Linked DNA regions of Homo sapiens: region 2 is linked to region 1. Evidence: chromatin contacts called from ENCODE Hi-C or POLR2A ChIA-PET data. All regions are on one chromosome and are shown on one strand. The core of a region is the stretch at or near the end of the contact, and the rest is flanking DNA. Distances in the headings are between cores, read along the strand shown. Region 1 has its middle 15 kb from the start of LINC02664. Region 2 has its middle 48 kb from the start of ZEB1-AS1.

What was found. Hi-C counts contacts between places; a loop is a spot of excess contacts on that map. ChIA-PET counts read pairs that join two places held with the same protein, here RNA polymerase II (POLR2A).
Region 2: a loop to region 1 is called in a map of mucosa of descending colon, with 2.9 times the contacts of the local background. The contact joins two enhancer-like sites. A Hi-C loop is called at or near these places in 2 of 168 maps with a recorded cell type or tissue (astrocyte of the cerebellum and mucosa of descending colon). POLR2A ChIA-PET finds 5 or more read pairs at or near these places in 3 of 52 experiments (BJ, GM12878 and activated CD8-positive, alpha-beta T cell).

What each region holds. Positions count from the first base shown.
Region 1 is chr10:31,169,539-31,176,757 of GRCh38, reverse strand. No RefSeq gene overlaps it. Among named protein-coding and RNA genes, the nearest start is that of LINC02664, 15 kb to the left of the region's middle. Within about 2 kb of position 4,942, at least 2 of the 41 ENCODE cell types and tissues checked have a DNase peak (open chromatin) inside an H3K27ac peak, as active enhancers do.
Region 2 is chr10:31,266,968-31,274,481 of GRCh38, reverse strand. No RefSeq gene overlaps it. Among named protein-coding and RNA genes, the nearest start is that of ZEB1-AS1, 48 kb to the left of the region's middle. Within about 2 kb of position 5,366, at least 3 of the 41 ENCODE cell types and tissues checked have a DNase peak (open chromatin) inside an H3K27ac peak, as active enhancers do.

The DNA of each region.
Region 1 (7,219 bases), core at 3,693-6,192:
TAAGAATTATTTATCTATAAGATACATCTAGATTTATCCACATGGAGATACATTTCAGGAATTGATTCAAATGATTATGGGGTTGGCAGGTTGGCAAGTCCAAAATTCACAGGACCGGCTGGCAGGATGGAAACTCAGACAGCATTTCCAAGTTACAGTCTTGAGGCAGAATTCCTTCTCTGAGAAACCTGTTTTTGCTGTAAAGACCTCAACTGATTGGATGAGACCCACCTATAATACCAAATGTAATCTCTTTCAGGTCAACTGATTATAAATGTTATTCATATTTATGAAATACCTCTGTAGCAACATCTAGACTAGTGTTTGCCCAAACAACTGAGCATTATAATCGGGGTACCTAGGCAGATCCTAGTATTCTATCCAAGTTGAAGAGCCAGAGATGAGAGTCTGGGGAGGCCAAGGTGATTAACTTGGCAGAAAAGAAGGGATCTATATGGAGAGAGAATTCCAGAAACATGTGGAGGGTCTCCCATGAGGCTTCAGCTGACAACTGATCAGCACATGGATGTGAGGAAATGTCCAAGTTCAGTGAAAGAACTACCCAAAAGGATTAAAATGAACACTTTCCAGAGTTCACACAGGGCCAGAAACGGTTCCTGTTCCCACCAGCTAGAACAAAACATGTCATAATTCATGAAGTGCTAGGTAGAACACTCAGAAGTATTTTGCCTCAGTGGTATGGCAAAATTAGACCCAGACTACATTGCTCTGGTTCTGCCTAACAAACCTTAGAAGCAAACCTGAAAGGCTCAAACTGTTTCCAGGTAATGTCACTGTGCTTCAGAATAAAGTTTAAGAGTAGTTCCAGTCATACAAAAATATATAGCACCCAAAAAGGTAGAATTCACAATGTCTGGCATCCAATCAGTATTACTAGGCATGCAAAGAAACAGGAAAATATGACCCACAATCAGAAGAAGAAATCAACCAAGTGAAACTGACCCACAAATGACATTGATAACAGAATTAGTAGACAAAGGCATTTAAACCATCATCTGTTTTGCTATGTTGAAGAAATTGGAGGAAATATCATGTGTGATAAGTAGAGACATGGAAAATAGAACACAAAAAGTGAAATTCTATCAAGATTACAACATCTGAGATTTTTTAAAATGCACTGAATGGGATTAAAACAGATGAGACATTATGCAGGAAAAGATTAGTAAGGACACAGCAATAGGAACAAAACAAAAGTAAATAGAGAGGAATAACACTAAAAAACAAACAAACAAAAACCAAAATACAACCCTTCCACCAGCATCCATGAGTTGTAGTGCATCTTTAAGTGGCCTAATATATGTATAATTGGAGTCCCTAGTCTCAGCAAACTGGGAATCAGAGAGAATGCCCTCAACTGAAAGAGGTTATCAATGAAAAGCCTATAGCTAACATTTATGGTGAAGGAATGAATACTTTCCCTTGAAGATCAGGAACAAGACAAGGATGTTCACTCTCACCACTTCTCTTCAGTATTTTATTGGAGGTTCTAACCAGATAAATGAAGCAAGAAAAAGAAATGAGGGCATTCAGATAGAAAAAGAAGTAAACCTGTCTTTATTTCCTGATGACACTATGTAAAGCCTCTTATGGAGGCTATAAAAAGTTACTCAAACTAATGAGCAGCTTTAGAAATATCACAGGATATAAAATTAATATACAAAAATCAGTTATTTCTGTATGCTACCAATTAAATTTTTAAACATTTAATTTACAATAGAATAAAAATGTGAAATACTTAGAGATATATCTGACAAAATATGTAGAAGACCTGTACACTTAAAAACACAAAACAATGCTGAGAGAAGTGAAACATCTAAATAAACAGATTTACCAGTTTGATGTGTCAGATGCCCAGTCTAGCTGACATGTCCAATTTCCCCCAAATTAATCTACAGAAACATAAATTCACAATCAAAATCCATTTTGTAGAAATTTTTTGTTGAAGTTGACAAGCTGATTCTAAAATTCATTTGAAAATGTAAAGGAACTAGGAAAACCAAAACAACTTGGAAAAAAATGGGAAGAAATATTTTACATTATCTTACTTTAATATTTATTATAAAACTACAGTAATTAAGATACTATAGTATTGCATCAAGAGAGATAAATAGATTAACAGAACAGAGTAGAGTAATTAAGAACAGAGTAATTAAAATAAGTACAATATTGGTGTCAAGACAGACAACAAGATCAACAGAGGAAAAAGGAGAGAATCCAGAAATAAACCCATGCAAGTATGAGGACCATTCAAGGAAGAAAGTATAATGTTTTGAACTAGTGGAGATAGAAAAATAAGATATCCAGAGGCAAAAGAATTAATTCTGGTTCAATCCTTGCACCGTATACAAAAATTAAATCAAAATGGATCAGAGATCTAAATATAAAAACAAAAACTAGAAAATTTCTAAAAGAAAATTTCTCTTCTAAAAGAAGAGAAAATCGTTCTGGCCTTGGGTTAGGCAAAGATTTCCTACATATAACACTACAATCACAATAACACAAACACAATATATAAATCTACTGCAAACTCTGCACAGGAAAGAATGGAATCAAATATGAGCTATATATTTTTTATTTTTCACCCAAGAAACTGAATCACTGATCTAAGCGTACTGCCAGTCTTGGTATAGTTGTTTCAGATGCTGCTAATACACGAAGTTCAAGTTAGCAGTTCCGGTGATTTAGCGCAATATACTTGCTAATGACTTAGAGGATGCACTGAATGGCCGTGTGGAAAAATTTGCTGATGACACAGAAGTGTTTAGGTTGGGGAGAGCTAAGGAGGATGGTGAGAAACCTAAGATGGATCTAATAAAGCTGGCTGACTGAACAAACACTAAGACTGATAACATTTTACAGAGAAGGGCAAAAGGTAATAGATATTGAGAGAAATAATTTAAGCTCTACATAATTTAGTGTGTGCAGTACACAGTGATGGATTTAGGATTTATGTTAGTCCCAAAGGAAAAGGACTTGCTGTAGGAATCAAATTAATGAAAATATTTCATGAAAACCATCTAATCTGCAGTGGTCTTGAAGAGAAGGCAAAAAAATGGAGGAAAAAATTTAAAAATATATATTGTAGATGAAGCTGGGTGCCTGCCTAATAAGCTTTCTCTCACTAACTCATTTATCCTAATGCTTTTTCCTAGTTCCCCCAACCTTGACTCTGCTTTCAGAGCAGATTTCAGTAAAGGTGACTTTTCCCCAGCACTAGAAAATGAATCAAATCAATCTAAACCAGTGGTTCCCAAAGTATAATTCCCAGACTAGCCACAGCAGAATTGCTGGACAACTTACCAGAATCTACTGACTCAGAAACCCTGGTGGTGGAGCATTGCAATCTATATTTTAGCAAGCTACCCCACAAGTATATTCCAATTCATGCTGAAGTTTGAAAATCACTCGTCTAAATCAGTTATGATAATTTCATTCCCCTTAGTCAATGATTTTATTAGGAATAAGAATTGATCTTGTTCAGGCCAATGAGATACAAGTGGAAGTCTACTGGGAGATTCTGACAAAGATCTTTCTCTTTGATAAGAGGAGAAAAAACATTGCAGCTTTTAGCAATAGTTGTGTGAGGATGTGATGTCTGGAGCTGCAGCAGCTATCTTGTGGCTATGAGGGGGGAATGCCTGAGGACTGCCGAGTAAAAAAATCATGTCTTTGCACCACTGAATCAACTAACCTTGGCACCACCTTACCTCCAGGATGTCTGGCTATGTGAGGAGATAAACCCCATTTTTGGTCAGATGTGCACATTTAAAAGCATCCCCCCCAAAGCACCTCCCTTCCTTCTTCATTGTGGTACAGAGAAAGCAAATCTGAATGCACATATGTTCAGAAATAGTGAAATAGAAAACAGGAATACAGATCTTATCCCTTTCATTGAACATTTGAAATCTACATTCCCTAACCTTAAAGCAATTGTATTTTTTAGCCTTGTTGCTTTTATACGCCGTGTTGATGTAACATTTACTTTCTCACAGTTATTTGTAAGGCAACTTTAGCAATAGAACATGTAAAAACATAAAGAATCTTTCTGGGAGTCAGCACACAATCCGTCTATGTCAGGACTATGTGCGACTAAAGGATACCTTGGGAAGAACATTCAGAGGCATGCAGTTCTTGGTTGCAACCTCAGAAAGTTAAAGTTGCACATCATACACTTTGGTTTCCCATAGAAATCCGTTATGAATTGACCATTTATTAATCTCCCCAACTCTTAATGTGGCTCTTCACTTTATGAATTATGATCACACGGTGGAGGCCAACTTCATCTCTAAGATCACTTTCATGAAAAATAAAATACCAAGACAGATGGCTGGATGGAGATCTACACAGAGAGAGGGAAAAAGGCGTTTCTTGCTAAACGTGTCCTGGATATCTTGGCAACCTGCATTGCTTGGTCCTGGAGCAGACTCACAAGAGGGCAGGGATTGGGATGATTGGTCAAATAAATGTATCCTTTTCTGTGCACCATCTCAGCTTAATGTTAGACAAACGTTTTACAATTAAGCCCCTCAAATGACTAACTGCAAAAGCAGACGGGTTTGTCATTATGCCCCATAGGTCAGGAAACTTGGGCTTTGCAGGACTGACAGCAGGAATTGCTCCAAAATCAACTGGCCTCCACTGAGAATTCCCTGTCAGCTGTTATAGAAGGCAGTGTCCATTGAAATCCACCTTCAAATAGTGCAAAAGGGGAGAGAAGATCTCTCAGAGACAAAAAGCAGACCAGGCAGGATTTCAGGGCTTAAGACCAATACCTTGCATTGCACTCAGAGCTATTAAGGAAGCCAGGAGCATATGGATCCCAGATGTTCCAAGCTGATCTCCCTCTGGGAAGAGGTTGTCCTAGCCTGCCCTGAAACTCAGAGCAGGTCACGAAAGAAGACACCACAGGCACCCAGCCAGAAAGGTGGAGGGGCACACAGAGTCAAGACATTCCAGGCTTCCTTATCCAGGCTTCTGTCCTGCATTCGAGGTTTCTGTGATTCCATTTCCTCCTCTTGTAAGGCAGGACTATTCCTGTCTTATGACGGTGGAGTGAGGAAAAATAGCACAGAAGGTGGGAAAAGGCATTTGGTCACGTGACTTTTAAAGTCCCTGTGCAGAGACATTGTTATGCACTCACCAGAACCTATTTCCCAGACTCCTTTGCAGCTAGGTGGGGGTCATGTGACTAGGTCTCAGCCAATGAGATGCAGGCAAAAGTGATGTGCATCCCTTCCAGGCCTGGCTCCAGGAAACAACCTCAGCCATTTTCCACCATCTGTCTCTCCTGCCTACTGGTCACATACACTGAATCTAACAGAGAACCTGAAAGCCCTACAAGATGGTCAAGATGGTGGAGCCACAAGGTGGAAGGAGTGTGGATGCCTGAGTGACTACATGGAAAGCCACCTGCCTAAGAGGAACAAGCCCATCAGATTTTGCTTGAATGAAAATAAAACTTTTATTGTGCTAAGCCATTCTGGAATTTGTTTCAGAATCAAACATTACTTAACTCACCCTACCCAATATAGTCTCTATCAAGCTTGTCCATCTCACCTTATTTTGTTGTTGTTGTTCTGTTCTGTTTTGTTTTAGGCTTTTAGCAGCCTGAATCCATGGTTTTAGTTTCTGTCTCTAGTGATGAGTGGAAAAGAGGGACGAGGAAGGGGCTTTACTGACCCAACCAGAAACAGAAACTAAGAACCTGATATGGTTAGGCTTTGTGTCCCGACCCAAATCTCATCTTGCATTGTAATCTGCAGGTGCTTAGGGAGTGACCTGGTGGGAAGCGTTGGAGTAAGGGGATGGTTTCCCCCATGCTGTTCTCGTGACAGTGAGTGAGTTCTCACGAGATCTGCTGGTGTTATAAGGCAGTTTTCCCTGCTCCTGCTAGCTTCCTCTTTCCTGCCACCATGTGAGGAAGGTCTTTGTTCCCCCTTCTGCCATGATTATAAGTTTCCTGAGGCCTCCCCAGCCATGTGAAACAGTGAGTCAACTAAACCTCTTTTCTTTATAAATTACCCAGTCTTGGGTATGTCTTTATAGCAGTGTGAAAATGGACTAATATAGAACTCATGACTATATTCTCTTCCTTGGACACTGCTGAGTCTTAGATAAAGGAACTGAGAGGTAGCTGGGATCTGGGGGAAAGGAGGAATGGGAGGCAGGAATATACATTTAGAGAGATGACTCAAAATGTCCTAGCAGTACACGTATCTCCCATCCACTTAAGGATTCTCATCATCAGTGCTTTCATGCTCAGGGTGAAACTGCAAGCTTGCCTGGGCCTCGGTATGAGGGGCTGGGGGCCTCCCTGCTTTTCCAGCTGGCTGTCGGTGTCTAAACAGACAGACATTGAGGCACATTAAACAGACCTTAGGCACCTCAGGATCTGAAGGAAATCAGGCCAGCTGAATCACCATCAAGTAAGTTTGTTCTTTTTTAGAAAGCAAACAGTGGTAAATACAACCCACACCATCTCTCCAAACTACATGTTCACTGCCATGTAAACCACCCATAATAGATTGTTGACAAGTGTAGGGAGGTTTGGTGAATGTACGCCAGATGAATACTCATTTTCTTTCTTTCTTTTTTCTTTTCTTTTTTTTTTTTTTTGAGACAGAGTTTTGCTCTTGTTGTCCAGGCTGGAGTGCAATGACACGATCTTGGCTCACTGCAACCTCTGCCTCCCAGGTTCAAGGGATTCTCCTGCCTCAGCCTCCAAAGTAGCTGGGATTACAGGCATGCACCACCAAGCCCAGCTAATTTTGTATTTTTTTTAAGTAGAGACGGGATTTCTCCATGTTCGTCAGGCTGGTCTCGAACTCCTGACCTCAGCTGATTCACCCATCTCGGCCTCCCAAAGTGCTGGGATTACAGGCATGAGCCACTGCGCCTGGCCTAATTCTCATTTTCATTGGCTCAGTAATCTGCGAGATTTTTTTGGATATACGTGTGGTTGGTGTGAAGTAAGATCTGTAGAATTCTTATTCAAGAGATTGTGATCATTTTATATCTGTTTTTAAATTTAGAGATAGGTTCTCACTCTGTTGCCCAGGCTGATCTTGAACTCCTGGACTTAAGCAGTCCTCCCATCTCAGCCTCCTGAGTAGCTGAGATTGCAGGCACGTGCCACTACCCCTCAGCTGTTATGATCATTTTAGTAAATATTTTCATGTAAAAATTTCTGTCAGAAATT
Region 2 (7,514 bases), core at 4,117-6,616, 97 kb before region 1:
CACAATGCATGGGACAAATGGAAATAAGGCTTTAAATATCATTTTACCCAGAAACTCAGAACACTCGGAAACATATGTAGCACAAATAGTTATTAAAGTATAGAAGAAGGAAAGGAGTGTTAATTCAGAGACAAACCTGTCTCCAATTAAGAAAGAAGGAACCCTACATTTTTCTTTCTCCATGTTCTTCATTTGCCCTAAATCCTCTCCTGTCCCAAAGAAGACGACAGACCCCCAGCCTGTGAGTCCCTGTTATGCACACCAGGAAGAGCTTTCAGCCTGTTTGGAAATGTTCTGTTTCCTCCTCAAAACATATTAGTTCTTTCCTCTCTTTTAGGCACATGTTTTCATGGGTTTCCTTTCTAAGGCTCAAAGAGAAAGAATAAATCTTTTTAGAAACTCATTTCAAATCAGTAACACATAATTTTTTAAAAAATGATTTATTTGCTGCCTTAAATATTTCCCTTCCCATTGCTTTATTTATTTATTTATTTATTTATTTATTTATTTATTTATGAGACAGAGTCTCACTCTGTCACCCAGGATAGAGTACAGTGGCGCGATCTCAGCTCACTGCAACCTCTGCCTCTGGGTTTAAGCAATTCTGACTCTGTAGTCCTCAGCCTCCCCAGTAGCTGGGATTATAAGTGCATGCCACCATGCCAGGCTAATTTTTGTATTTTTAGTAGAAATGGGATTTCACCATATTGGCCAGGCTAGTCTTGAACTCCTGATCTCAAGTGATCCTCCAACCTTGGCTTCCCAAAGCGCTGGGATTACATGCGTGAGCTACTGCGTCTGGCCTGTATATATTTTAAAATTAAAAAATCTAAAAGCCTTATTGTTGAAAACCAACAGTCCTCCTCCCATCCCTCTTTACTTCCCAAACAGACTACCCAGCAGCAGCCATGTTCAGTTATTTCAGCTGTTTCTCCACATTTTAGGTAATACTTAACAGTATAGTCTCTTGGTTTATGAATTTTAGACAATGTAAGCTTCATATTATGGTAGGTGAGGCTGCCATTGTCTTATGCCCTACCTTCCACTTCCACATCCCATCTGCCCAATACAGTTAGATTTTAGTTTTTGGCAAAAACAGCAGTCATTGTTTATGTTAGTAAGGCTAGGTAAATATTTTTTATTCTCCTTCAGTTAGTATACTTCGATTGTTTACTTTTTGTACAATTTTTATTCTTCCTAGAATTAATAATTGCTTTCTTTATATTTTTATTTGCTTAGTTTCTTTGTATCTATCAGTATATATTTTTTTCTAATGCTGTAACATTAAACAACTGTCAAACAACTAAAAATAACTTTCCCCAAATCTAAAGACAGCAGATCAATCAGTTCCATTTTCCCCCTCTCTGGAGATTTCTTTCCTACAGCTTTTGCCCCACTTGGTCAAATATGAATGTGCTATTTAGGGCGGCTGCACAGCTGTCATTCTGGAACATTCCTTCATGATCTCCTGGGAATTTTCTTAGTTTGCTACATATTCTATTTCCTGTATCTCAAGTATTCCTGTTTCTTCATTTACTTCCTCTTTTTTTCTGGAGCACATTCTCCAGTATTTTTCTAAGAGAGGGTATAGGAGGTAAAATTTTGAGCCTTTGAATATCCTATAACAATCAAGATTAACTGATAGTTTATCCAGTTTTAATATTGTAAGTTGGAAATAATTTTGCCTCAAAAATTCAAAGACATTTCTCCATTTTCTTTTAATTTCCTTTTGGGGAGTTTAATGCTATTTGACATCTCTTTGTATGTAAGCAGCTTTTCTTGGTTTGTTTATCCATTTTGGGAAGACTCTGGGATCTTGTCTGCTTTTTGGTGTACCTAAATTTCCTTGATGCTGTGACTTGGGATGGGTCTTTTCTTGTTTGGTGTGCTAGTCCCTTTCAATCTGGAGAAAGACACATGGGGTTAAAATTCAAGTGTAAATCTAAAGAATGATGTGTCTTTCCCCTACTCAGTATTTTTTCATATAAATCTTGCTTTTATGATATTTTTAAGTGAAGAAATTCCTGTTTTACTTCCTTTCATTGTTAGCTGTCAGTGCTGTCACAACAATATTAGCACCATCATGATAATTGATCATAATGGCTCCCTTTATGGCTATTACTGTGCCGCAGGTTCTTCAGGATCACAATAGAACCTATCTCTTAGTGTGTTTGAGAATATTAAGTGAGTTATAACACATAAAGCGCTGGGGCCAAATACTCTACATAGTAAGTGCTCAATAAATAATAGCTAGTTGTATCACTATTCATGATCCAATTAAACAGGCTAGTATTATCCTCATTTTACAGATGAGGAAACTGAGGTCAAAGAGGTTACATTACTTAGACAAGGTGACACAGCCAGCAAGTAAGGGGCAGGGCTGGAACCTGCTTTGCCTGGCTTTCAGTCCATGGTCTTTCTGTTCTGCCACACTGCCAGAGAAGGTGATATGGTTTGGCTGTGTCCTCACCCAAGTCTCATCTTGAATAGTAGCTCCCATTATTCCCATGTGTTGTGGGAGGGACCCAATGGGAGTTAATAAAATCATGGGTTTCCCCGATACTGTTCTCATGGTAGTGAGTAAGTCTAACGAGATTTGATGGTTTTATAAGAGGTTTCCCTTTCACTTGGCTTTCATTGTCTCTTGCCTGCCACCATGTAAGATGTGCCTTTCACCTTCCACCATGATAGTGAGGCCTCCCCAGCTAGGTGGAACTGTGAGTCCACTAAACCTATTTTTCTTTGTAAATTACCCTGTCTCAGGTATGTCTTTATCAGCAGCATGAAAACAGACTAATACAAAAGGCATTGCTGTCTTTCTTTCCATGTCTTTTTTTCTACCCATGGACACAACTCACTCTAGCACAATATAAATCACAATAGTGTGCAAGGTCAATGTCAGATCACAAACACTGGAGATCATGGACTTCCTTGAAGATACTCAAGTCATGCATAAAAATTACTCTGCCCTGAGTAAGTTAAATCCTCCTGTGTGAAGGCAGGAACTGGAACAATACATTTTCCACATGTGATATTCCATGACATCATGGAAAGTCTAGGGTTGGTTCAAATTAAGGCTGCGGTGATGTTCAGTTAGTGGTGAAATAAGAGCTTTGCTAACTGATACATGCAGCATATGTTAAAATAAGCAAGACATGTTGTCCTGTCCAGAAGAGGTTAACAGATTTGCTGTCTGTATTATTTATGACACTTTCCCAAAAGGAAAGGTTTCATGTGTGATTGTGCAGGCAGAACATTTTCCCAGTCAGTCACACAAAGTTCAGTCCTTTGCGGCACTCTTGAAATATCCCCACACCGTGCCAATAGCTATGGGAGCTGAGCACCTTCCAGATCCTCAGACCTCGCCTAGATGGAGCCAACTCCTTCCTCCACTGAGGAGTGTGGAATGTTCGGCAGAGCTGGGTACAACAGGTTTCACCTCTAATTTTGGAACTGGAAAGTGTTCCTTTTTGACAAATGTGGACACCCTTTTCGACAGGTCTATTGCACTAGACAACATTGAACTAGGAATAATGACAGAAATTGGCTTGAGTAGAAAAAGACCATTGCCTTTCTCATCATCCAACATCAACTACAATTTTTGATAAATTGAAAATAAGAACAAGCACTGGAGGAGGTGGTGGGCTGTGTTATTCTTGTGGCCCCGAGCATATGTCATAGAAAGGAAACCACCCAGAACAAACATTGTAAGATTTTTGAGGCTATGGAAATAGACAAAACGAAAATATACAATGAAATTTTACATGCTGGTCAATTTGTTTCCTTATTCTGTGTCATCCCTTTCTCATTGAAAACCTAGAATAAGGATACATAAGCAGTCATAAGGAACTAGGTTCCGTATATATATGTGTGTGTGTGTGTGCGCACATGTGTGTGTTATATATATCTATATTTATGCTTCCATATATATCTATATTTATATTTCCATATATATTACTTCCATATATAATATATATAAATATATATACTTCCACATATATTTAAATATACTTCTATATGTATTTTATATATATATATATATATATATACTTCCATATATATATATATGGAAGTATAAATATAGATTAGATAGATAGATATTGAGATGGGTCTCATTCTGTAGCCCAGGCTGGAGTGCAGTGGTGTAATCATAGCTCACTGCAGTTTCAAACTCCTGGGCTCAAACAATCCTCCTTGCCTCAGCCTCCCAAGTAACTGGTATTATAGGTGTGTGCCACCAAGGCTGGCTAATTTTTTTCTAACTTTTTGTAGAGACAGGAGGTCATGCTTTGTTGCCCAGCCTGACCTTGAACTCCCAGTCTCCAGTGATACTCTCACCTCGGCCTCCCAAAACACTGAGATTAGAGGTGGGAGCCACTGTACCCGGCCAATAATCTCATTTTTAATACGACTTGTTACTATGTATGTTTGTTCATAAGAAAAGATACCCATTTCAAAGAATTTGCAAGCTGATAAATGTGGGCAGGTCTCAGCAAGGCAGCACTACTACAGTGGGAGCTGTGAAAACGAGAAATAAATAAAGGGCCCCTGGAGTGCCCCATTTATGAGGACCTGCTGTAGTGGTGCTGAGGTTTTACCCTCCCAACTGCAAGAACATTTTGAACAAAATCCCCCTGGCTTGATTGATTTATTTCATTATAATATTGATTATAACACACCTCAGTGAATAATTCTGAAGCCATTTGGTGGCTGTAATCTCTACACATCATCTTTTCATGGGCCTGAAGATTTCTCTGTCCCACCTGCTTTCTGGCCTAGGGGAGGGACTATAAAGAGGGAAGGAGGTAGGAGACTTGCGGAAGGGGAGATGAATGCTCAAAGGTCCAGAGTGGCCGGGCACGGTGGCTCACTCTTGTAAACCCAGCACTTTGGGAGGCCAAGGCAGGTGGATCACTTGAGGTCAGGAGTTTGAGACCAGCCTGGCCAACATGGTGAAACCCCATCTCTACCAAAAATACAAAAATTAGCCAGGCGTGGTGGCGCCTGCCTGTAATCCCAGCTACTTGGGAGGCTGAGGCAGGAGAATTGCTTGAACCCGGGAGGCAGAGGTTGCAGTGAGCTGAGATTGCGCCATTACACTCCAGCCTGGGCGACAGAGTGAGAGTCCGTCTCAATAAAAGCAAAACAAAACAAAGTCCACAACAACCTTCCTAAGAAGGCCAGAGCCAGGGAGTAAAAAATGCCGTGATTATGTGTTCTTCTCACCTCCCTGGCCTGCTGCTCTCGGCATGAATAGAGAAGTAGCACTGGGCCTGAGGATTGGGACCACATCATGCACATCCTTTCGCACACAGAGATATGGGCGAGGTGTCCTGACACTTGGACCCACAGCTCAGCTGCTGGCTCTCTATGAGATTGAAGCAAGTCATGTGAATGTTCGGGCTTCCAAACGCTAGGGCAGCAACATCCACAGCGCCTTTCGCTTCTCACAGCCTCTGTCTCTGTTTTAGGATTCTTTTGCTCCTTGGGCCTGGAATTAATCTGGCCAATCCAAGAAATCATCTGGTTCTACAAAGATATACAGGCAAGAGTCTGAGAGCCAAGAGCCACCTATCATTGCTCTGAATCCCTTTTGTCAGTTCCAGGTGGTGTGTCCTCCCCCTGAGACGATCTGTCCCTCTCAGCCCGCTCCAGAGCAGCCCTGGCTTGGAGGACAGGGAAGATGGATGTTTTCACCTTGACCTCACACCTCCCTTCCCGGCATATCTTCTTTATTCCCATTCTTTCCAACCTTTACTCCTCTTCCTCTTCCCCATCCAAGGGGCAGTAGAATCAAAGGCAAATCAAGACAGATTCTCTGGCAAATCCTTTCGTACTGTGATTTATTAAATTACACAATTGTTTCCCAAGTCCCTGTGACCCAAAGTCAGGAAAACTGGCTGAGTCCCTCACAGGAAAATAAAATACTAAGAAAAATGCAATCCCAAAGGTAGGCAAGGGGGGATAAAAAAAACTTTCCATTTTCAATTCTAAATGTCAAATGGCCATTCTAGTTTTATTGTAGGGCAAATAATTGTTATTTGTTGAAATTCTTCTGCAAATAACAGTATGTAAAGGCTTTTTAGGAGAAATTGTTTGGGGAATGTATTTAACTCACTGTACCTAAAATTTACACAAGACCGACTATTTTAAGTACAATGAAATGCCATTTTCATAATTTCATATAATATTTTTGTGATGGATAGCTACTTTAAATTTACATGCCAGCTATGTAAATGGCCGGAGTGATTTTTCATTATCCTAAGTGGTAAGTAGTTTGAAATATCAATGTAAGTGCATTGCGGGCATCCCATTCATACTTTATTAAACTAAAAGGTTGCTAATTAGTTATTATATTGAAAACAATACCCACTGGGGAAGAAAACTGATTTGCTGAGATAAAAAATTATTTTTTAGAGTTAGAATGTAAGTAAATTAGTGGTAAGAATACACAATTATAGTTGATCGAATTTGACTTCAGGAAATAACTGTACCCTTATTGCTGAGTGGAGTGGGACCTGCTGAGAACTCTTTGTAGGAGTTCCCTATAAATGGGCTGGCAATTGTTTAACTCCATTGGTATACACAAGACAATGGGCCAGGCACGGTGGCTCACACCTGTAGTTTCAGCACTTTGGGAGGCCAAGGAGGGAGGATCGCTTGAGGCCAGGAGTGCAAAACCAGGCTGGACAACATAACGAGACGCCTGTCTCTACAAAATAAATTTTAAAAAATTATTCCAGTGTAGTTGCATGGGCCTGCAGTCCCAGCTACTTCGGAGGCTGAGGCAGGAGGATTGCTTGAGCCCAGGAGATTGAAGCTGCAGTAACCTGTGATTGCACCACTGCACTCTAGCCTGTGTGACAAAGCAAGTCCCTGCCTCTGTTAAACAAACAAACAAGCAAAGACAATGATGCTGTATCACAGTGTAAGCCCTGAAACTCAAAGTTTATCTACTGACATCTAGACTCTGTATTTCTTTGGACTTTCAAAACAGAAGACTTTTCACTGAAGCTTTGATAGCAGAAGGAATGACATCAAAGTAGAAGTAGGCTAGCCATGAGCAGCCACACAACTTCTTAAAAATCATATTTGTGAGACGGCATGAAATTCTGTTGATTTTTCTGCTGTAAAAAGATTGACCTAGGTCTTTAAGTTAATTGCAGCAACCAGATGATGAGTTAAATAACATTTTTAAAGTAATTATATTTTTTCACACAGCTAATTTTTCCAAGGGATGCAGGATAGATTTACAAATTGTTTTGACCAGGTTTGTCAGTGATAAATTGAGCTTCTTTCTATAGAGGATCAAGCTGTACTCTTTGTTTCATATTGCTTACTTTTTATGAAACACATATTTCCAGTTAATTGTTATAGGTATGTTTTAGCTAATTTGGAAGTTGATAAGTTTTCTTTCTGAAAGAATAAAAGTATAAATTTGAATGTCAAATTAGTTTAGTTAATCTATAATTCATCCTTGATTATTTTATGATTCTATACAGCTTAAAAACTTA